Linked DNA regions of Homo sapiens: all the other regions are linked to region 1. The links are chromatin contacts, found by Hi-C or POLR2A ChIA-PET in ENCODE. All regions are on one chromosome and are shown on one strand. The core of a region is the stretch at or near the end of the contact, and the rest is flanking DNA. Distances in the headings are between cores, read along the strand shown. Region 1 holds the start of EIF4H (eukaryotic translation initiation factor 4H). Region 2 overlaps CLIP2 (CAP-Gly domain containing linker protein 2). Region 3 overlaps CLIP2 (CAP-Gly domain containing linker protein 2).

Region 1 (3,334 bases), core at 362-2,861:
ATGAATAAGTGAGTTCAACACTATTAACTCATGAATTGATAATGCTCTGTCCATCTTAACACTGCTATGAAGGAGAAGATACTCAAATATAAAAGTTGGCAGGGCACAGTGGCTCATGCTTGTAATTCCAGCACTTTAGGAGGCAGAGGCAGGAGGACTACTTAAAAGCCAGTAGATCGAGACAAACCTGGGCAACATAGTGAGACTCTGTCTCTACAAATAAATGTTTTACAAAGCAAATTAGAGCCAGGCACGGTGGCTCATGCCTGTAATCCCAGCACTTTGGGAGGCCAAGGCGGGTGGATCTCAGTTCAAGACCAGCCTGGGCAACATGGTGAAACGCTGTCTCTACTAAAAATACAAAAATTAACTGGGTGTGGTGGTGCACGTCTGTCACCCCAGTTACTCGGGAGACAGAGGCAGGAGAATTGCTTGAACCGAGGAGGTGGAGGTTGCAGTGAGATGAGATTGCGCCACTGCACTCCAACCTGATTCTCCATCTCAAAAAAAAAAAAAAAAAAATGCAAATTAGGCGAGGTACTGCCCGCCTATAGTCCTAGCTACTCCAGAGGCTAAGGCGGCAGGATGGCATGAGCCCAAGAGGTCAAGGCTGCCGTGAGCTACCACTGTTCCACCGCAGTCCAGCCTGGGCGACAGAGCGAGACCCTGTCTCAACAACGAACCAATAAATACATAATAAAAAGTAATGGTTAAGCGGAAGATACCTAGGTACACATCACAACAAAATTCTATGAGGTTCTTTCAAAGTGTGCTTAGATAATTAAGGTTTGTCAACATCGTGGCATCCACAATTACTACCATCTCAATCACAAACCTGGAAATTTACCCGTGTAATTAATTCCCACTGCATAACCATGTTTTGTTATTGCTAGATGATGGAATCCACAACAGTATCCAATTCTTTTTCCAAGGCAACGACTTCTGCAAAAAACCGAGATGTGCAGTCTCTCTTGCTAAGTCACCGATCACCTATACTCTCTCCTCTCAAAACCCCCCAATACCCAGGCAGCGAGTAAGCCCTGGAAGGCAGGATTCGTGTCTGCATCCCACCGCCTCGCACCCCCTTCCGGGGCATCCTCATCGTGTGGCCAGCTCCTGCCTGGAGAAGGAGGTGGCCTTTACTTGGGTGTCACCCGGGGACCACTTGGGGGTCCAAGCGGGACAGGCCTCCGAGGTCCCCGCCATGTATGGAGGCCGAAAGGCAGCGTCCCAGGCGAACTGGAGAGGGAGTTCCCCCCAGCTCTCCAGGTCACCTCCCGCCGACGGACGGAAAGGCCGGCGCGCACGGGCGTGGTGCGGCGGGGATAGGAGGCAGCCACGGGCGCACCCCAGGGCCAGCACATAATGGGCCGCGTAGGCCGGGCAGGCGTCCAGCTGGGACGCCGCCGCACCACGTGGGCTGCAGAGCGCACGGGGCAGGCAGCTGCCGGTGGGCCCAGGGCCGGGCGCTGCGCGGCCAGCGTCCGTGCGTGCGTGCGCGCGCGCGCGTGCGCGTGCCTGCGTCCAAGGGATTTGCGATCAGGCGGCGCGGCGGACAGCCCCGGCGGCGGGGCGGGGGGAGTTATATTGCGGGGTCCTTCCTCGCTCACCCTGGTTCCTCTCGGAGCGGAGACGGCAAATGGCGGACTTCGACACCTACGACGATCGGGCCTACAGCAGCTTCGGCGGCGGCAGAGGGTGAGGCGGGCGTGCGCGGGCCCCGTCGGGGGCTGCGGGACCGGCGGAGTCGGGGCCGTCAGGGTGGCGGCCGTCCTGCGCTCAGCCGGGGCGGCGGGAGGCGGGGGCCCGCGGAGGCCTAGGAGCGGCGCCTGGAGGGCCGGGGCCTGGAAATGGCGCGCTCGGAGACGGGGCGGCGGCGGCTGGGCTCCCGGGGTCTTGCTTGCGGGGCGGATCCCTTCCACTGCCTCCCGCCAACGACAACGTGTTGGTTTTTGCCCTGCCTTGGCCGCGGCGGCGCCGATGCCCGGAGACGAGCGCCCGCTTCCAGCCCCATCCCCCCTACGGTAGGACCAGTGCGGGGCTGAGCTGTGGCGCTGGGGTACGGGCCACACGGCCTGCCCCGCTCCGGTCCCGGCCTCTTTCGCGGCCCTCTGTTGCCTGCCCGCCTTGCAGGCCCCTGGCCCCTTCGCCACGAGGCCGGCCGACTGGGGAAGGTCGGCAGCCAAGAGGGGCGATTCCCTTCCCCTTACGTGTGAGGCAGGGATTTGGCGGCTCTGGCCCGGGGATGGTACGACTCCTTGCGGGCGGGGGGAGACCAAGGAGATAAATCCATCGTAGCTTCTTTGTATTAATCTTTCTTGGGTCACAGTGCCTTGACAGGTGCTACGTGCTCTTTGGCACAATTTCATTTCTCCTTGGTTTCTCGCTCTGATCTGGAGAAGGAACCGCATTTAGCGTCGTCCTGATTGTTGTCAAATGCAGACAACTATGTATAATTGAAACACTTTGCTTAAAAGAAACATCTTTGAATAGAGAGCTCATGGTGTTTAATTCCAGGACTCTGCACTTTTTTTTATTTTATTTTTTAAATACAAGTTGCCTCGTTAGAATATAGGCTATGAACATCTTGCTGTTTGTCAAGGACACACTTGGGCTTTGTGTTTTCTTGCAGAAAGGATTACTTTCCCAGGATAACACCACAATAATACACACTGAGGTGTTCAGTCTCCTGGGTTGCAGTCCAAAAGTATCTTTGTTTGGTAAAGAATGATCACTTTTAATACCTTGGTTTGGGAACGGCTCAGACAAAAGCTTGTTTCGGGGCAGGAGTGTAGCTAATGTTCATGATACTGTAACGTGGAAGTGTGCCGGTGTAGGTGGAGCTATTGTCATTCCAAAGAACATTTTATTTGCTAATAAAAAAAGAAGTAAATGTTGGATGACATGAAATTATCGCCTTTGGGTTAGGTTTCTAAACATCAAATTTGTTCTCAAGTCATTTCGAAATTTAATAACTAGGGTTTTTTTTTTTTTCCTAGTTCCAAAAAACGTTCACAGAAGTACCCAGAAAAATTCTTCTTAAACAGCGTGGTCAATTTAAGTTTTAGTTGCATTGGGACTACAATAAGGTGACCTTATTAAACTGAGTGTGGGGATTTAAAAAAATTTCCTTCAGACACATTTGCCAGCTCTTCTGGTGTCAAATTTTGACATTTGGGGGTGCCAGGAACAATCAGAAGTAAAATTCTATTAAGATGCTATTAATTTCAAATCTCCACAGCAGATGAAAATATTAGCCATTTGCCCCAGGTGTACTCCAAAAACTGATAGGAGAGTTTCCTAGGTAGCACTGTGCATCACTTGAACTTCCTAA
Region 2 (3,305 bases), core at 177-2,676, 130 kb after region 1:
TTGAGACGGAGTCTCACTTTGTCGCCCAGGCTGGAGTGCAATGGCACCATCTCAGCTCACTGCAATCTCTGCCTCCTGGGTTCAAGTGATTCTCCTGCCTCAGTCTCCCAAGTGGCTGGGATTACAGGCATGCGCCACCACGCCCAGCTAATTTTTCTATTTTTAGTAGAGATGGGGTTTCGCCATGTTGCCCAGGCTGGTCTTGAACTCCTGACCTCAGGTGATCCTCCTGTCTTGGCCTCCCAAAGTGCTGGGATTACAGACATGAGTCACCGCACCCGGTCACATTTTAGGGATCTGCTTCCATCTCAGCAGCCCCCAGCTGGCTTCTCTCCCTGCACCCCAACCCCCCCCCACCGCCCCTGCTGCCAGTTCACCATCATCCTCAGCTCCCAGAGCGGTCTTGCTGGTGTGCTTGTCTGATTGTGGGGGACCCCTGGCTTGGAGTCTCTCTGTGGCCCCTCATCCCCTCAGCCTGATTGCTGGGGCACGTCCAGGAGACCCTGCCTGTCTCTCATACTCTCTAGATCCCCTGCTGCCTTCCAGCCCCACCAGATCCTTGGGTGTTGGGTGGACCTGGCAGAGTGTGGTCAGTTTCCTTTGCGGGATCCCAGACCCTCTGCCCCGCAGGTGCTGCCTGCCCAGGCTCCCGGTTACGGGTCCCTTGCTCCTCCGAGAGGTGCTGTTGTGCCTGGTGCCCTAGGGCTTGTGGCATGTGGGCAGGGGCTGTGCTGAGCCTACCTCTGGGGCCTGATTGTGGGGACTGCGGGTTACACCTCAGGAAGTGTGGGCATGAGCACCCCAGCTGCTGGGACCCCCGAGGGCCCTGGAGAGAGTGGGCTCTGGTGAAGGCTGGATGTGACCCACCCCAGCCAGCAGCAGTGTCCCTGCCAAGCACCTGCCCCTCCGGGAGAGAGCCACGTCCGGGGTCTCTGCAGGCGTGCCCGCTTCCTGGCTCCTGCCTCCCTCGCCCCAGGATGAGGCTGGCCCGCCAAACCAAGATGGGCTTTCCACTGCTCTATTTGGCACCCGTCCCCCTCCGCCGGGGCCCTGATTGGCAGAGTTCCGAGGCTGCAGCCCGCCACCCCCGGGCAGCTGAAATGGAAGGCGTGAAATGCAGCCGGGGCTTGTCTCTGGGAAACGGCATCGGAGGGTGGCACAAAAGGGGGACTGTTGGTCTGAATGCCACCCCGCCCTCGCCTGTCCGTCCTGTGCACCAGGGCCTCCAGAGAGTAGTGACAGTCCCCTTCCCGAGCAGCCGGGCATACTCCTGGGGTGTCTTCTCTGCCTCACTCCCAGGAGGTGGTGACACTTGTACCCCATTTTACAGGTAATGAAACTGAGGCTCTCTCTGGGCCAAGGGCTCACAGCCACTCGGAGAAAGTCTGGGGTTTGGAGCTGGGACTGCCCCAGGCTTCCCCGCCTCCCACGTCGGCCACAGTGTGGCCAGAGGCCAATTTATCATCAAGTCCCAGCGTTTTCCAAGAATCCCTCTCTCTTCCTCTGTCCCACCAGCACAGCTGAGTCACACGAGGGCAGGTGGCCTCCCCCTTCTTCCTGTTCACTATTCTCCCCTCTCCCCTTCCGGGTGCTCCTCGGGGACAGGGGGGCTGCTCCCCCTCTGCACCCTTCTCCCCCTCCCACAGCAAGGGTGGCCGGGCCTGACTGAATGCCGCCTTGGTTCTCCTCTCCTGCCAGCTCTTTGGTTTCCTTTGTGAGCCGTGGCAGGCGGACGCTGTCCCCAGAGGCCAGGGGGCTCACAAATGTTATTCCAGGGCTGGGCTCGGCAGGATGGGAGGTAGGGAAGGGCCAGACCCGGGTCTGATTCCAGGACAGCCACTTAGCAGTGTGTGACTTTGAGTCCCCGAACTTCTCTGCACTCGGGAAGCTCCACCTGTCAGAGGACCTCTGCCTTGTGCAGGGGCTGGGGAGGACATGAGGCCACATTCGTGCAATGCCTGGTAGACAGTAGGTTCGTTTTTTTGTTTTTGGTTTTGTTTTGTTTGAGTGTCGATCTGTCGCCCAGGCTGGAGTGCAATGGCACCATCTCGGCTCACCACAACCTCCGCCTCCTGGGTTCAAGTGATTCTCCTGCCTCAGCCTCCCTAGTAGCTGGGACTACAGGTGCCCACCACCATGCCTGGCTAATTTTTTTGTATTTTTAGTAGAGACAGGGTTTCACTCTGTTGGCCAGGCTGGTCTCAAACTCCTGACCTTGTGATCTGCCCGCCTCAGCCTCCCAAAGTTCTGGGATTACAGGCATGAGCCACCGTGCCCGGCAACAGTAGGTTCTTCATACTGGAGGCTGCTGGGGGGTGGTTCAGGAGGGCTGGAGGTTAATTTTGGGAGCGTTCCCTGGGAGTAGTGTTTCTGGGGATTTGTGTCCTCTGGGCGGCTGTAGGTGTGTTGTCGTGGGAATTCCAGATCATGGCTCTGTGCCAGGCACCATGGCTCAGGCTGGGTTCCCAGAGAGGAGAGACTATGGCCCTGCCTGAAGTTGCCTGTAAGCTCCCAGGTGGCATGACGAAGACAGACAAGAACAGCATACTCTCTCCTCCTTGGCTCCACATGTGATCCTGAGGTCTCTGTGGGCCGAAGGTCCTGAGAGACTTCCTGGAGGAGGTGGCATCAGGCTAGGTGTCAGTAGGTAATGCAAATAGGAGAAGTGAAGCAGGTGGGAGAAAAGACACAGGTGGCCTCTGGGAGGTGGGACAGTGTCAGGCGGGTGGTAAGGACTGCAGGGTCATCTGCAGGAGCCTCCAGTGCCAGGGACAGGGTTCTCACGCCTGATCTCTGCCTCAGAGGGGATGCTGGCTGGTTGGGAGGCCAGACCGGCTGTGTGATGACCTGTGGTGTCTGACCAGCTGGGCTGATCACCACAAGCCACTCAGACCTGAGTGCTATGTCCTAAGGAGGTGAGAATGGTGTCCTGGACTTCTCACCTCTTGGGTAAGTATCATTCATTCATTCATTCATAATCTAGTTTGTTTATTTATTTATATTTATTTATTTTGAGATGGAGTCTCGCTTTGTTGCCCAGGCTGGAGCATGGTGGTGCGATGTCAGCTCACTGCAACCTCCGCCTTCCGGGTTCAAGCGATTCTCCTGCCTCCACCTCCCAAGTAGCTGGAACTACAGGTGTGTGCCACCACGCCCAGCTAATTTTTGTATTTTTAGTAGAGACAGGGTTTCACCACGTTGGCCGGGCTGGTCTCAAACTCCTGACCTTCAGTGATCTGCCTGCCTCGGCCGTCTTTTCATGTGCTTATGGGCTGTTTATATATCTTCTTTGGTGAAATGTGTAT
Region 3 (3,255 bases), core at 584-3,083, 200 kb after region 1:
AGGAGGCAGAGGTTGCTGAGCCAGGCTCCCTCCACTGCACTCCAGCCTGAGTAACAGAGCGAGACTCTGCCTCAAAAAAAAAAAAAAAAAAAATCCAGGCACGGTGGCTCATGCCTGTAATCCCAGCACTTTGGGAGGCCGAGGTGGGCGGATCACGAGGTCAGGGGATCGAAACCATCCTGGCTACCATGGTGAAACCCTGTCTCTACTAAAAATACAAAAAATTAGCCGGGCGTGGTGGCGGGCGCCTGCAGTCCCAGCTACTCGGGAGGCTGAGGCAGGAGAATGGTGTGAACCAAGGAAGCAGAGGTTGCAGTGAGCCAAGATCGCGCCACTGCACTCCAGCCTGGGCAACAGAGCGAGACTCCGTCTCAAAAAAAAAAAAAAAACTAATTTAAAAATAAAAATGTAAATCAGATCCTGCCCCTTTCCTGCTCACACATCTAGCACTGAGACACTAGATATCATCTAGGCTCTGTAGAGTGGGCCAGAGAAGACCCCCAGGGCCCAACCCTCCCCCCCACCACCACCCCCCTGCCTTGTCCCAGCCCTGTCTCACACCCCTGCCCCTAAGTTATCATACACCAGGCTTTTCTCTTTCTGGAACACCACAAGCTGTGTCCTGCCTCTGAGCTTTTGTACACGCTAGTTCCCCGGCCTGAAACACTTGCGCCTCTTCCTCTTGTGCCTGCCTTGTACAAGGAGTCCTTCTTATCCTTCAGAACTCACTGTAAATTACATGTTTCCTCTATTTCACGTTCATTCCAGTTACTCTCTCCCCAGTGCTCTGTTCATAGTGCAAATCACAGTCTGGAATGATCTTCACTATTCTTTTATGGTTTGCATCTGCCTCCCCACCCCCCAGAATATAAACCCGTTGAGGGGCCAGGCGTGGTGGCTCACACATGTAATCCCAGCACTTTGGGAGGCTGAGGTGGGCAGATCACCTGAGGTCAGAGGTTCAAGACCAGCAAACATGGTGAAACCCCGTCTCTACTCAAAAATACAAAAGTTAGCTGGGCATGATGGTAGGCACCTGTAATCCCAGTTACTCGGGAGGCTGAGGCTGGAGAATTGCTTGAACCTGGGAGGTGGAGGTTGCAGTGAGCCGAGATCGCGCCACTGCGCTCCAGCCTGGGTGAAAGAGGGAAACTATGCCTCAAAAAAAAAAAAAAAAAAAAAAAGGTTGAGGGGAGGAGTCCTTTGGAGTGGGACCGAATGAAGTTGCCCTTGAAATTGCGAAGCTGGAGGCTTTTTCTTGCCTGTGCGGGCTACCAGTTCAGTGTGTAGGATCATGCACCATCTATGAGGGTTCCAGACAGGGCTGTTGTGCCCACCGACGGGGATAGGGGTGGCTGGGATGGAGCTTGTGATTTTCTGGAAGAGACATGCTGACTTCTTGTTGGCACTGGAACACACTGCCAGGAGGGAGGCGGGGGAGGGAGGGAGAGGAGAGAAAGAGAGAGGGAGGGACACAAAGAGGGGAGACAGGAAGGGAGAGAGGGGAAAAGAGAAGGAGAGAAGGAGGGAGGGAGGGAAACAGGGAGGGGAATGGAGAGAGAGAGGGAGGGAGAGAGGGAAAAAGAAAGGAGGGAGAGAGACGGGGGGGAGAAAGAAGAGAGAGAAAGTGGGAAGGAGAGGGGAGAGAGAAAGGGAAGGACAAAGAGGGAGAGGGAGGAGAAGGAGAGAGGAGGGGAGAGAGAGAACTTTTTTTGTTGTTCCTTAAGGAAAATTCAAGAAATAAAATAGGCCAAAGGACATAATCATCTCAATGTCTCTTAATGAATTGCAGGAGTATTTCTAATCAGGTGATGTCCGTTTACACCTTCACCAATAGACAAGCTTCCGGGGTTTTATTACAGGTTTCACACCTAGAGGCTGTTTTGCTAAGCCCCGCCCCTTCAGAACTGCCCTGCAGCTGCTTTAACCCCTTCTCTCCTGGAGTATAAAGAGGACCCTCTGGCTTCTCCCTAAGATGAACTTGGGTCTCCAAACTGCTCCCAATGTCCTCACCCTCCCAGCTTCCCTTCCAAGATCTGTTCTGTGAAATGCAAAAGCCAGTCTTGACACCCTGAGAATGCTGGCCTTTGTCAGCAGATGAAGCAGATATTGTCGAGCTGGGACAAAAGTGCCCTTGTGATTTGTGGAGACCAGGCGTCCTCTGTGGGGTCCGGTGGGGTGGGCAGCAATGGGGCCCGGGAGTGGGAGGCACAGCCCGGCCTCCACCAAGGAGGCTGGGGCCAAGAGGATCGTGAGGGGTCGGGTATATTTTGGAAACATCTTGCGTGTTATGGGTTCTTGCACTTTTAGCACAGGCCTTGGGGGGGGGGGGGAGTCGAGCGGGAATCCCGGGGTCCTTTATTTATTCCTCATCCTGTGGGTCTCCTGTGTGGAGGATGCTTTGCCTACAACCAGTGACAGCCTGCAGGGGAACGGGAACAGGATGGGCCCCTCCCCAGGAGCAGATCCTTGATGAGGACCTTCAAGGTCAAGGGCTGCTGGTTGGGGGTTGGGGGGGACAGAAAAGCGAGGTGCCCATTGCTACCCCAAGCAGGGGCCAGCGAGGGAGGATGGCTTGCAGGCCCCCACCCCCCACCGCCCTACACTGACCCAGCCGGGACACAGCAAGGGGTGGGCATGAGGCCCCACACCCCTCGCCTCCCCAGACTTCCTCTCTTTCGCTGAGCAATTCTGGCTCATGAATCTACTCTCCTCGCCTTGTTCACGGAAGATGACGCCTCCTCTCTCTCTCTCTCTCTTTCTCTCTCTCTCCGGCTTCTTCTTCCCTGTGCCCCCCTCCCTGCGTCCCCGCCCCCACCCCCCCACCGTGTCCACCCTGGGTGGACCAGACCCAGACGCAGCTGGAGCACGCGCGCATTGGGGAGCTGGAACAGAGCCTGCTACTGGAGAAGGCGCAGGCCGAGCGGCTGCTCCGAGAATTAGCGGACAACAGGGTAACCGCGCCACCGCACCCGCCTGGCCCGCCAGCCACCTTGCCCTTTGATGCCCCCTCTGGCTTCTCTGTTTCATTATTGACTCTCTTTCTTTAGCTGCTATCATCTTTTTTATTTTTATTTTTTATTTTTGCATCCCCTTGGAGGAGGGAAGTCAAGATTTAGAAATGTGCTTATGTGGCCGGGTGCGGTGGCTCACGCCTGTAATCCCAGCACTTTGGGAGGCTAAGGAGGGTGGATCGCCTGAGGTCAGGAGTTCGAGACCAGCCTGGCCAACATGGTGAAACCCCATCTCTACTAA

Evidence for each region. A loop is a pair of places that touch in the nucleus more often than their neighbours do. ChIA-PET counts read pairs that join two places held with the same protein, here RNA polymerase II (POLR2A). Pooled maps may share reads with other maps.
Region 2: a pooled map shows a loop between it and region 1 (2.3-fold over the local background). The contact joins the enhancer-like site here to the promoter of EIF4H in region 1. A Hi-C loop is called at or near these places in 1 of 168 maps with a recorded cell type or tissue (endothelial cell of hepatic sinusoid) and 2 of 50 pooled maps. POLR2A ChIA-PET finds 5 or more read pairs at or near these places in 4 of 52 experiments (CD4-positive, alpha-beta T cell, GM12878, Panc1 and 1 more).
Region 3: a map of endothelial cell of hepatic sinusoid shows a loop between it and region 1 (6-fold over the local background). The contact joins the enhancer-like site here to the promoter of EIF4H in region 1. A Hi-C loop is called at or near these places in 1 of 168 maps with a recorded cell type or tissue (endothelial cell of hepatic sinusoid) and 1 of 50 pooled maps. POLR2A ChIA-PET finds 5 or more read pairs at or near these places in 6 of 52 experiments (H1, PC-3, WTC11 and 2 more).

The regions. Positions count from the first base shown.
Region 1 is chr7:74,172,745-74,176,078 of GRCh38, forward strand. EIF4H (eukaryotic translation initiation factor 4H) reads left to right here and starts at 1,612. Exons shown (of 7, transcript NM_022170.2): 1 at 1,612-1,698. The coding sequence starts at 1,640. RefSeq lists a silencer at 1,363-1,872 and enhancers at 1,375-1,669, 1,651-2,164, 2,165-2,677.
Region 2 is chr7:74,305,510-74,308,814 of GRCh38, forward strand. All of the region lies in intron 1 of CLIP2 (CAP-Gly domain containing linker protein 2), which reads left to right. Among named protein-coding and RNA genes, the nearest start is that of CLIP2, 18 kb to the left of the region's middle. RefSeq lists enhancers at 1,452-1,596, 2,404-3,042 and a cis regulatory region at 1,519-1,529. Within about 2 kb of position 1,427, at least 8 of the 41 ENCODE cell types and tissues checked have a DNase peak (open chromatin) inside an H3K27ac peak, as active enhancers do.
Region 3 is chr7:74,370,083-74,373,337 of GRCh38, forward strand. It overlaps CLIP2 (CAP-Gly domain containing linker protein 2), which reads left to right. Exons shown (of 17, transcript NM_003388.5): 9 at 2,850-2,954. Among named protein-coding and RNA genes, the nearest start is that of GTF2IRD1, 82 kb to the right of the region's middle. RefSeq lists an enhancer at 2,071-3,069. Within about 2 kb of position 1,834, at least 14 of the 41 ENCODE cell types and tissues checked have a DNase peak (open chromatin) inside an H3K27ac peak, as active enhancers do.